Linked DNA regions of Homo sapiens: all the other regions are linked to region 1. The links are chromatin contacts, found by Hi-C or POLR2A ChIA-PET in ENCODE. All regions are on one chromosome and are shown on one strand. Each heading gives the region's core, a stretch centred on a gene start or an enhancer-like site at or near the end of the contact. The rest is flanking DNA. Distances are from core to core; before and after follow the strand shown.

Evidence for each region. A loop is a pair of places that touch in the nucleus more often than their neighbours do. ChIA-PET counts read pairs that join two places held with the same protein, here RNA polymerase II (POLR2A). Pooled maps may share reads with other maps.
Region 2: a loop to region 1 is called in a pooled map, with 17 times the contacts of the local background. The contact joins the promoter of KGD4 here to the promoter of IPO11 in region 1. A Hi-C loop is called at or near these places in 3 of 50 pooled maps.
Region 3: a loop to region 1 is called in a pooled map, with 7 times the contacts of the local background. The contact joins the promoter of PIK3R1 here to the promoter of IPO11 in region 1. A Hi-C loop is called at or near these places in 1 of 168 maps with a recorded cell type or tissue (CD8-positive, alpha-beta T cell) and 6 of 50 pooled maps. POLR2A ChIA-PET finds 5 or more read pairs at or near these places in 1 of 52 experiments (CD4-positive, alpha-beta memory T cell).

Annotation. Positions count from the first base shown.
Region 1 is chr5:62,411,135-62,414,964 of GRCh38, reverse strand. It overlaps IPO11 (importin 11), which reads right to left and starts at 2,202. Exons shown (of 30, transcript NM_016338.5): 1 at 2,036-2,202. RefSeq lists a silencer at 1,712-1,761 and an enhancer at 2,092-2,281.
Region 2 is chr5:69,215,615-69,219,444 of GRCh38, reverse strand. KGD4 (alpha-ketoglutarate dehydrogenase subunit 4) reads right to left here and starts at 1,685. Exons shown (of 4, transcript NM_033281.6): 1 at 1,574-1,685. The coding sequence starts at 1,615. RefSeq lists an enhancer at 1,109-1,403.
Region 3 is chr5:68,213,768-68,217,597 of GRCh38, reverse strand. It overlaps PIK3R1 (phosphoinositide-3-kinase regulatory subunit 1), which reads right to left and starts at 1,842. Exons shown (of 16, transcript NM_181523.3): 1 at 1,649-1,842. RefSeq lists silencers at 1,126-2,225, 2,446-2,665.

The sequences.
Region 1 (3,830 bases), core at 953-3,452:
TGGGTTATAAATCTAGGTATGTGTGACCTTATGCAAGGCACTTACCTTTCTGGGCCTCAGTTTCATCAGACTGGATAATCAGCATAAGATCACCTCAGATTAAAATAAATGATGCTATAAATTTTTATACCGGTTTGTGCATTACCTCAGTGTTCTTCAACTGTTACCAACCAAAGTAGTGCATCTCAAGATTTATTGAACATTCCTTTCATCTAGATAACTTGTTAAAATTGCAGATTTTGATTCAGCAGCTCTGGATTGAGCCTGAGATCATGCATTTCTAATAAACTCCCAGGTGATGCTATATACCACAATTTGAGTAGCAAGGGTAAAGAACACTGATGCAACTTAAGCTCTACAAAGCTTATAACTGTGGACTTATCTGTAATAAGTCTGATAGTCAGCAAACCAAACACACTACAGACTCACACCAGCACTAAATGTGTTTTGCCATTCCTTAAACGCTCTGAAATTAACAGTCCCTATTTGAAGCTGATAAAGAAAGGAAAAAATATTACCATCAATAACACTAAATTAGAAGTGAGGTTACATACATACACACACACAGGTACAAATATATAACACAAAGGTCAAAATCCAAATAATCAAACATTACCTTACCCAAAATTTGAATATTTTTATTGCTGAGAAAAAAAAATTTTGTTTCTGGAAAAATCTTCAGTGTATTTTAATAGCCACATGCCTACAAGGATCATGCTGCATTCTGGTTTGATTCCAAATGCAAATATATTCAAACATCACAAAATCTAAAAATTGTTCTATTAATGATCAGATAATCTTTACATATTTGTTTAAAACCTCTAACATTACCACAGCCAAATGTGTTTGTGGTGAAAATTCTCTTTGGCCTTAGAAGTTCAACTAGGGCGGAGACCACCCTCCTACCCTGAGACTATAATATATGGCCACAAGCCACTACTATAATTAATTGTTTCTACTATACCCTGTGCTAGGTTACTGCAGAAACAGAGAAAATACCAGTCCCATCATAACCAAAAGGGAAAATGTTTCTACTTTCACCGAAATTTTCCTCAGTGATGAAAGATGTAATATGTGTCATGCAATGGATGTCTCCTATAGAAGAGTCACCCTGCCCTTAATCTGAAGCTCCTCTACTGAACAGAGAAGTTTGAAATAACATGAAAATGGAGGAAGAAAATTCCTATCCCAGGAGGGGGAAAAGCATTATGGCTACAAACTATTCTTCCTTCTGAAGAATAACCGAAATCTGAAGGGCACTACCGCGCTACAACTGAGCTCGTTTAAATTATGGAGGGGAGGAGGTATGTCAACTGCAACCTTGGCACTAGTAGGTAATTTACCAGTCCTTGCTATTTAGTCAAATCACTTTCAGATAGTACTTCTCTCATTCACCAACATGTCACAAAATAATAAAGAAAAAATGACACACGTAATAAGCAAAAGTAGTTTTGCTGAATCACAAATACCCCCAAATATAAATCTACAGGAGTCGCTGAGCTTGAGAATTGGCGGCCATACCTCTCCATGAAGCTCCTCTCTATAAACGGACAACTACCTTCACTTTTTCATTAAAAGCATGTAAGGGTCTAATGTTTAAAGCTATCACACTATTGCTATTAGCAACAAGGTCGCGTGCGCAGTAACAATGCACAACGGTCTTATACTCGAGATAACCACTTTATCTCAAAATTTGCACCACCTATCCCCCAAGGGCAAATGCATCACCCAGGTCCGCAACCGCGGTCACGATGGGTACACTCGCCTCTGCTCAGCCTAGCATACGGTCCCTCCCACCCCGCACCCTGATTGCTCCACTACCATGCTGCCCACTCCCGGGCTGCCTCGGCCAGCCCCCAGTTCCCCGGGTTCCTAAGGTTGCGCAAACAGCCAAGTCTGCAGGCCGCCCTTGCCTCGCTACCGTTATCCCTCATCTCCTGGTAGCCCCACTTTCCTCCCGCCTCTCGGGACTCGGGTGCCCAACCCACTCCCTTCCACTCCCGCGCGCTCGGTGGCTCTCGGGCCGGGGCCTCACCGTTTGGTTCGGTCGGGAATTGCCCGGCCCTCCCGCTCCCACTTCCCAACACGAAGTGGCGTCGGTTGGTCCCTCTCCCCACGCTGCCAGACCCCACGCCGCCGCCTACTGATGCCGAAAGCGGCTTCTAGGAACACGCCATGTTTGGCGTCGCAGCTCCAAACGACGCGGACGCGCGAAAACTACGTCACAGGAGACCAGCGCGCATGCGACCGGCAGAGAGAGAAGGCGATAGGCGAACGGCGGGAAGGGGAAGGAGGGGCTTTGTCTTTGAACCAAAAGGCGCGGGGTATCCAAATCAGTTGTGTGCGCTTGCGCAGTGCGCTTGCGCAGTATAAAGAGCCAGGAGTCCGGACTAGCCGGATCTGTCACCATGGAAACCATAGGTCTGGTTTCTCCGACTCCCAGGGAGCTCAATTGTTTCCTGCGTTGATTGAAGCTTCAATCAGAACCATTTCACGCTTTATATTCTAGATATCAATAGCGGATCCGTCACAGCAGAGAAGAGTTATTTAAAGAATCTTACTCCCATCAGTCCACCCTCCCTCCCGCAAATATTTATTTTTTAAGTTACCCAAATTGCTTGGCGCTTACTCCTGAGTAATAGCAAGAGTGGAAAAATGTAAAAGGACATAAATCCAGTTCTGCTTGCCTCTGCTAAAAGCTAGCATAGTCACCTAAATTTTCTTATCCTTAAAAAGAGAACTTACTCAGGCGCAGTGGCGCGCGCCTGTAGTCCCAGCTACTCCAGATATGGAGGCAGGAGGATCACTTGAGCCCAGGAATTCGAAGCCAACCTGGGACATATAGAGAGTTCACACACACACACACACACACACACACACACCCATTTCAAAAATAATAAGGGGTGGGCACAGTAGCTCACACCTGTAATCCCGGCACTTTGGGAGGCTGAGGCGGCCGGACCACGAAGTCCGAAGTTCGAGACCAGCCTGGCCAACATGATGAAACCCTGTCTCTACTAAAAATACAGTAATTAGCCTGGCGCGGTGGCGGGCGCCTGTAATCCCAGCTACTCAGGAGGCTGAGGCAGGGGAATCGCTTGAACCCTGGAGGCAGAGGTTGCAGTGAGCCAAGATTGCTCCACTGCACTCCAGCCTGGGCAACAGAGCGAGACTCCGTCTCAAAATAAATAAACAAATAAATAAATAAATAAATAAATAGACTCCGTCTCAAAATAAATAAATTAATTAAAAATACACACCAACTATATATTTCTTAAAAATAATAATAGTAAGGCCAGGCACAGTGGCTCACGCCTGTAATCCCAGCACTTTGGGAGGCCGAGGCGGGCAGATCACCTTAGGTCAGGAGTTCGAGACCAGCTTGACCAACAAGGAGAAACCCCATCTCTACTAAAAATATAAAAAATTAGCTGGGCATGATGGTGCACCCCTGTAATCCCAGCTACTCGGGAGGCTGAGGTAGGAGAATCGCTTGAACCCTGGGGGCAAAGGTTGCAGTGAGGCGAGATCGCGCCATTGCACTCCAGCCTGGGCAATAAGAGCAAAACTCCGTCTCAAAATAATAATAATAATAGTAAAAGAAGTTGTAAGGAAATAGAGTGTTCAAAAATATTAATAATAGAAAACCTTTATTGCTAATTTAGAATATTCCAGGTACAGTTTTAAGATCTTTATGGGAATTATCTATTTTAATCCTCAGAACAACCCTTATGAGGTAGGTATTTTCTTTATGTCCACTTCACAGATGAAGAAACTGAAGCACAGAGAAGTCAAGTAGCCCACCTAACGTCAAACAGCTAGTAAAAGGC
Region 2 (3,830 bases), core at 436-2,935, 6.8 Mb before region 1:
CCCATGGCAGTATATATAGTACCTGCCTGCTGAGATGCCACACTCCTGCTGCCAGGCTGGAACCCCTCAGCTCTGGACCCCAGTTCTTTGCTAGTAACTCTTTTTTTTCTGTGAACATTTACGTACAGAGACAGTATGTGCATTCACTTCTCTTGGGCAATAAACCTATGAGTAGAATTGCTGGGTCATACGGTAGATACATGCTTAACTATTAGAGACTGACAGCTTTCCAAAGTGGCTATAACATTTTATATTCCCACCAGCAATATTGAGGGTTTCAGACGCTTCACATTCTCATCACCACTGACGTCTAAATTTTAGTCATTTTGGTGGATGTGTAGGACCTCATGGTTTTAATTTTTATTTTCCTGGCAAGTAATGATATTGAGCACCTTTTAAAATGTTCATTGCTCATTTGGGTATCTTTTGTGCAACACGCCAAGTCTTTTACCCATTTTTAAATTGTTATATATTATTGATACATATGGTTATATATTATGGATAACAGACCTTTGTCAGTCTCTCAGTCCTTACAGAATCTTTAACTAGTTGATGCTCAGTAACTACCTACTGAATAAGTAAGGATCATTCATTGCAATGGGACCAAAGACTGGGATCTAGGATTATCATTCAGACAACAATTTCAGGAATTTAGAAAAAGGTCTTTTAAGAGATGTACTTATATAAAGCGGAATGTACTTCTCATATCAAAGATAAAAGTCAATTATAAAATAATATAGTTTCAGGGTTCAAAGACTATGTAAACCAACCACAAAAGTGGAGGTTGTGTTCCACTTATATAATAATTTTACCTAAGTTAGAACCACAGCTGAAGAAACAAATAAAAAGGCTATCAGGAGTTAGTAGCTGATAGGTGGATTAACAAAGTTACTTTAGCTGTCTATCTAAACCAGGGGAAAATAGGCTTGTGAAACCAACGCTTATACACACACACACACACACACACACACACATTAATATACACACACACATACTAATTAAACTTAAGTTTACTTTTCTATTTCCCTCATCTGGCCTGTAGCCAGACGCTTGGAGAGGTTGGGGAGAACCCGCTCCGGCGAGGACGCAGTACGCGGGGCCAGTTGCCCGACCATTCCCGAGACCTTGAAGGGACAGTGGGTCAGATCCAGGGTTCGCTTCCTTCCACGCCCCGCTACCGCCTTCCTTCCGATTGGCTGATCGGGGGCACCACAGCCAATCCTAGACGGCGATTGGCCAGGCTACCGCCAGGGTCGCCTCACCCGCACACGCCTAAGACTAACAAGGTCCTGGCGGAGGAGCGGGGGATCCCGGCAGTAGGTACAGGACCTACCTGCCAAGATGCTGCACGGTTGCCGCAAGGCTCGAACCCTCGGCGCCGGACCCACCTCACTGCCCGGTCCAACAGGCTCAAAGTCCCATCCTCACACACACCCGCGGGCGCCGTCACTGGCCCTCCGCAGAGGCGCGGTCACCGCTCTGCCTCTGCCACCGCCTTTACTCCCCGACGCCGTCGCCATAGTCAGCACCGTCCCTACCGCCCAAGATGCGGAAACGCGACAAATTGCTTTACCTGAACGACCCTACTAGCAGACGCCATCTTGCTGCCCATCATGACCCCCGAGAAGGGGCAGTTTCCGGGGCGCGAGCGAGCCGCGGCGATCACTGGAGTCCCGGGCAGCTGTGGGCGGTGCTTCCCGGGACGTCACGGAGGCGGAGACCGGACTGGGCTCTCCTCCGCCGTGGGGCTGGCTCCGCCCCCTGTGCCTGACCCCGCCCACCCCTTCTCCCTACTAGGATCCACCCACGTGTGTTCTATTGTTTCGTTTTGGGGACAAAATTTTGTTAAGGTGGGTCTCTGCTCATTAGCCTATAAATTGTCTAGGACCATTTCCTTTCCAGAAAGCCAGTCTATAATTTCGATATAGTTCAAAATTTTATCTGGAACCAAATAAATAATACAACCTTCTTATCTGACAGCTCTTGCAAAGATTAAAAAAATTAAAGAAAAACAAAAAAAAAACCTTGCGGTTTCCTAAAATGAATAATTTCGTTAAAATGGGAGTTAGTGGCAAGCTCACAAGAGTTTACTCTGGCTTAAAAAGGGCCATGTCACACTCTCTTGCTGATTGGCATTGCTTGATTGTAATTTGTTTCTGTTTTCTTTACCGTTTATTACTCCTGATATCGAACTGCTGGGCCTTTGCTTCAAGTTGAGATAACTCAAAAATTCAGAAATATTTGAAATGTAAGCCACTCATATCTTTCCCCCAAAATTACATTACGGGCGGGGCGCTATGGCTCACGCCTGTAATGCCAGCACTTTGGGAGGCTGAGGCGGGCGGATCACTTGAGGTCAGGAGTTCGACACCAGACTGGCCAACATTGTAAAACCCTGTCTCTACTAAAAATACAAAAATTAGCCGGGCGTGGTGGCGGGCGCCTGTAGTCCCAGCTACTCAGGAGGTGAGGCAGGAGAATTGCTTGAACCCAGAAGGCAGAGGTTGCAGTAAGCCGAGAGTGTGCCACTGCACTCCGGCCTGAGCGACAGAGGGAGACTCCGTCTCAAAAAAAAAAAAAGTTACATTACGTTCTGTGATAATGCTTAGGTTATATATAGTATTGTAAGCTTGACCAATGTGTTTGATGATATACATCAGTGATTTCTAAGTCTTGGGATCTTTTTAGAAATATAAATTACTGAACCCAGGTATGGTCTATTGGGATTCAGTGACTACAGAGAGGCCATTAACCCGTTTTGTTTTGTTTTGTTTTTGTGGTTTTTTTTTTTTTTTTTGAGACGGAGTCTCGCTCTGTTGCCCAGCCTGGAGTGCTGTGGCGTGATCTCAGGTCACTGCAACCTTTGCCTCCTGGATTCAAGCAATTCTCCAGCCTCAGCCTCCCCAGTAGCTGGGATTACAGACGCCCGCCACCACGCCTGGCTAATTTTTGTATTTTTGGTAGAGACAGAGTTTCACCATATTGGCCAGACTAATCTCCAACTCCTGGCCTCAAGTGATCCACCCACCTCAGCCTCCCTAAGTGCTGGTATTACAGGCGTGAGCCACTGCGCCTGGCCCCATTTTAATTATTTTCAAATGTGCAGTTCAGTCACATTAAGTACATTCACATTGTTGGGCAATTGTTACCATCTTCAGAAACTGTACCCATTAAACAAAAACTTATTCCTCCTTCCCTCAGCCTCTGACAACTATCATTTTACTTTCTGTCTATGAATTTGACTACTGTGGGTACTTAATGTACGTGGAGCCATAACAGTATTTGTCCTTTTGTAATTAGCTTGTTTCACTTAGCATGTCTTCAGAGTTCATTCATGTTGTAGAATGTGTCAGAATTTCTTTTTTAAGGCTGAAAAAATCCCATTATATGTGTATACCACATTTTGCTTATCCATTCATCTGTGGTAATTCTTTTTTTTTTTGAGACAGAGTCTTGCTCTGTCACCCAGGCTGGAGTGCAGTGGTGCCAACTCGGCTCACTGCAAGCTCCGCCTCCCTGGTTCACACCATTCTCCCACCTCAGCCTCCCAGGTAGCTGGGACTACAGGCACCCGCCACCACACCAGGCTAATTTTTTTTGTATTTTTAGTAGAGACAGGGTTTCACTGTGTTAGCCAGGATAGTCTCCATCTCCTGACCTCGTGATCTGCCCGCCTCAGCCTCCCAAAGTGCTGGGATTACAGGTGTGAGCCACCGTGCCCAGCCGATAATTTTTTTTTTTTTTTGAGACAGAGTCTCGCTGTGACACCCAGGCTGGATGCAGTGGCATGATCTCAGCTCAATGCAACCTCTGCCTCCTGGGTTCAACTG
Region 3 (3,830 bases), core at 593-3,092, 5.8 Mb before region 1:
GTCAAAAACACTTGCTTCCTAAAGTTTAATCAACTTTTGCACCTAAGAAAACTCTTATCTGCTTTCTTCTAAACGGTTTTTCAAGAACAGTGTAATCTGTCAAAAAGTTGTATAGCTAGTGAGTTGCTTTTTCTTCCTTTTTCAATGTTAAAAGATACTTGTGGCCTTCTGTGCAGAAGTCACCAAATTCCTAGTAATTCAAACTGTGACAATCTAATATTCTAATAACCTGCTTAAGAAATGAACCTGTCTGCCCACTCCAACCCTTCCTAGCTAATATCTAACCATCTTTAAGGTTGCCAAAACGTAACAGAACTAATGAAGCATTAAAATATAACTCCACATCAAGCCTTGACCAATAAGCTCTGTGAATATCCCTCCTGATTACTAAAACTTGAGCCTCATCACACCAAAATGACAATCTTATGTTGCATTCAAAACCCGGAACTGCTTTATCCATTGGTACTTCGCACTGGCTGACAAAGAGGAAAAGAAGAGAAAAAAGAAAAAAAACCTAAAATCATGAAGCCCCCAAATAAAGAGCAGACTCACACTCGGACACCAACAGCGCTGCAGCTCAAGGGATTAACGGTGGAAGTGAGACCTTTCCGATATTAATAGCGCCCCGGGAAACAGAAGAATTCCCCCAAACCCAGTTGACACACATTCTGCATTCAACACGTAACAGCCATTCTGCATATATCCTTGCATTTCAGGCTCCAATTCTGGTTATCAAAGTGTATTTCTGTACAGGAGTGCCTGGCCAGAGGTTTTCTGTTCTCTTTGTCTTGTGATCTGAGGGGCAGTTTCTGAGCTTAGGTTAGAGCTGTGGTTTCCAGAGAATTGCCCACGATATTTTAGCTCCGGGTTGCAGGCTCCCTGGCTCTCCCCAGCCGGCTCCATATTGCTGGGCAGGTCCCTCCCGCCTCGCCCCACGTTCCAAAAGCTGGATTTCCGGGCGGTTCCAAGACCCCACTAAATATGCCTCCAACAACCTGCCCAAGCTTGGCTGGCAATAAACGCTGAGTTAGGGCCCCAGCGACCAACCGCCCCGAGGCGCACTTCCCCCACCCCGGAAGAGGAGGGCGGCAAACTTCGGAAGGCGGGGGTTAGGGGACGAGCTCCGGGGACCACCGCCGCCTCGCCCGCCCCGGGAAGGGCCCGGGCAGCGACCCTGGCTGCAGCTGGAGGGCCACGGGGGAAGGGAGCGCTCCTTCCCGCAACACGAAGGCAGCGGCCAGGGCGCTCTCCTCCGGTGAGGGGCCCCGGAAAACTGCAGCAAGGCGACAGCGGGGACCCTCCGAAGTGTGCGGTGACGGAGGGTGGGAGGAAGCCCGAGCTCGTCGGCAACTCCGGGGGCAAATGCGACCGGCGGCGTGCAGGACCAGCTCGCAGGAGGACGGGGGAAACGGGAGTCAGGATGGCGGGGATCTCACAGGACGCCGGCCGCGCGCGGGGGTAGTGCTGCCCGGCGGCCAGGAGATGCCGGAGGCGGGGAGGGCCGGTGGCCAGCCCGCTTCCCCCCGGCGGGGCTCTGCAGAAGGAGAAGCCGCTGCCAGTGACAGGAAGAGAGTCGCGGCAGCCGTGCACACATGCACCGCCTCCCCCGCCCGAGCACACACACCCGGGGCTGCTGCTGCCTACCTACCCCGCCCGCCGGCTTCCTTCCTCTGCGGGGCCCGCGCTGCAGCGGTGGCCTCCTGCCCGCTCGGTTCCGACCGGCCTCCAGCCCGGCTGCGACCCGCCGGCCGTGCCCGATCCGTGCTTGCCGTCTCCGACAGCTAGCCTGCCGCCCTCGCCGCTGCCGCTGCTTCCTCCAACTCCGCTCCAGCTGCTGGCGACTCCTCTCCGTGCGCCCGCAGCTCCAGCGCCCGGCGCTAGCCCCGCCTCCGGCCCGGCCCCGCGCGCCCCGCCCCCGAGCCCACACCAACCAGAGCCCGCGGCTCCGCCCCTTTCCGTCCGCACGGCTCGGGCCTCCGAGCCGGCGGCTGGCAGTGGGGGAGCGAGCTCAGGCCTGGCGGACCCTTCCTGCCACCGCCCTCGCCTTCCGCCCCCCAGCCGCGGGGATGCCCCGGGCGGCCGTGCCGCGCGCTGCCTCCGCTGCGGAGTGCTCTGGCTCTACACGTCCCGGGCCCGCCCGGCTGCTGGGCGTCTCCCAGCGCAGAGGCGGAGGGGTTCGGGGAGGTCGAAGACAAGTTCAGACCTCCCTGGAGGCTGGCTGCGTCTCTAATCCGAGTGTCTTTCAGCCAACCCCAGGCTTTTTCGAGCCCCTAGCGCCCCAGCAGAGTGGCTGGGGTGGGGAGGACTCGGATTCCAGAGCTCGCCAAAGCGGAGAGGCCCTGCAATTCCTGGTCTCGCCAGCACTGCCTTCCGAGTGGGCGGAAAACCCGCGGCACCCGCCTGGCGCTCCGGGGGTGAAGGAGGGGTGAAAGGGTGAACCGGAGGGACGGGCGCCCGCAGCCTGCCGCTGGCTAACTCCGGCAGCCTGGCACCGCCGCCTCCGGGAGCCAGGCGGACCCGCGAGAAGGGAAGAGAGTTTTCTGAGGGCGTACGCTGGCTGATGGCTTCTAGTCCTGAGATGACAGAGCAAATGGAGGTCACTCAGGCAGACCACGGGCCCCTCGGCGTTCGCGGAGTCGGGGGCGGGGTTGGCGGGGGGTGGGGTTGGCGCGGGCGGGGGGGGCGGGGAAGCGCAGGTGAATTACATTGTCTCTTAAAGGTGTTAGTTTTGAAATGCATATTCTTCAAGTAATAATTACCTAAGTTGCTCCAGAAAAATTTGATGTTGGTTCAAACCTTCCACTGATGGTAAGATGGAATGCCAGCACCACGTGTGCCACTCTTTCATATTAAAACATGTGAGAATCTGCTTCCTAAAAGCTCTTTCCAGATTCTCCTTTCTGCAGCTTAAAGCCCTGCACCCGCCCACCCTGTTTGCCTAAAGCCCTTTTATAGTTCCCTCCCAGTTTCCTTGCAAGAAAACTCTTAAAAACAAACACACAAAACCTAAGCACTTGGCCTCTGTAAAACGTTGAATTTGGTGGTTTATTCTTGTGGACGTTGGAAGTAGAGGGAAGAACGTCCTAAAATTCATCGCTTATCCTTAAAAAATATCATTTTTAAAGGTGACTCACCTAACAGAAAAGTAAGCTCCACTTTAGGCTATTCAGACACTGGTGTTTCTATTATTCCAAGATGTCTCTTGCAGAGGCGACACAAAAACAGGCAGCTACCCACATCATGTTTAAGAATACACTTTATCTGAAAGCAAATAGGAAATTTACCAAGGTACCTTCTTCACACCTACTGTGTGAAATGAAGGACTTCATGCATTCTCTGTCTGTAAATGGAATGATATACCTTGCCTTGCAGTAGAATTACTTTGATCCAATCCAATAAGCTGAGATGAAACTGCTGTGACCTTCCCAGTATTTCCTTTAGGTTCCGCTCTGAACAAACTCTAACAGTGAAAACCTTGCTAGTTATCTCCTTCTTCTGGAGATAGCTGGAAAGAGTCTTATGCACTATTGCAGTGGGATTCTGTTCACCCGCAAACCTAAAAACAATAAAATTCCCAAATGCACCTCCTCATTTAGACACAGTCTTTAGTAATTTATTTCCAGCATACATTGTATTTCCTTTACGTTTTTTCATCATAAAGAGTGTCCCAAGGGAAGAAAATAAGGCTCTCTTTTCATATACTAAATAAATTCAGTATTTCATTTGTTTTAAACTGATGATATCTCCCCATATCACTAGTATTAGCATTTTTATTTATTTTCACCTTCAATTGATTTCTATGAAACAAAAGCAAAGGCAACAAAACAGCA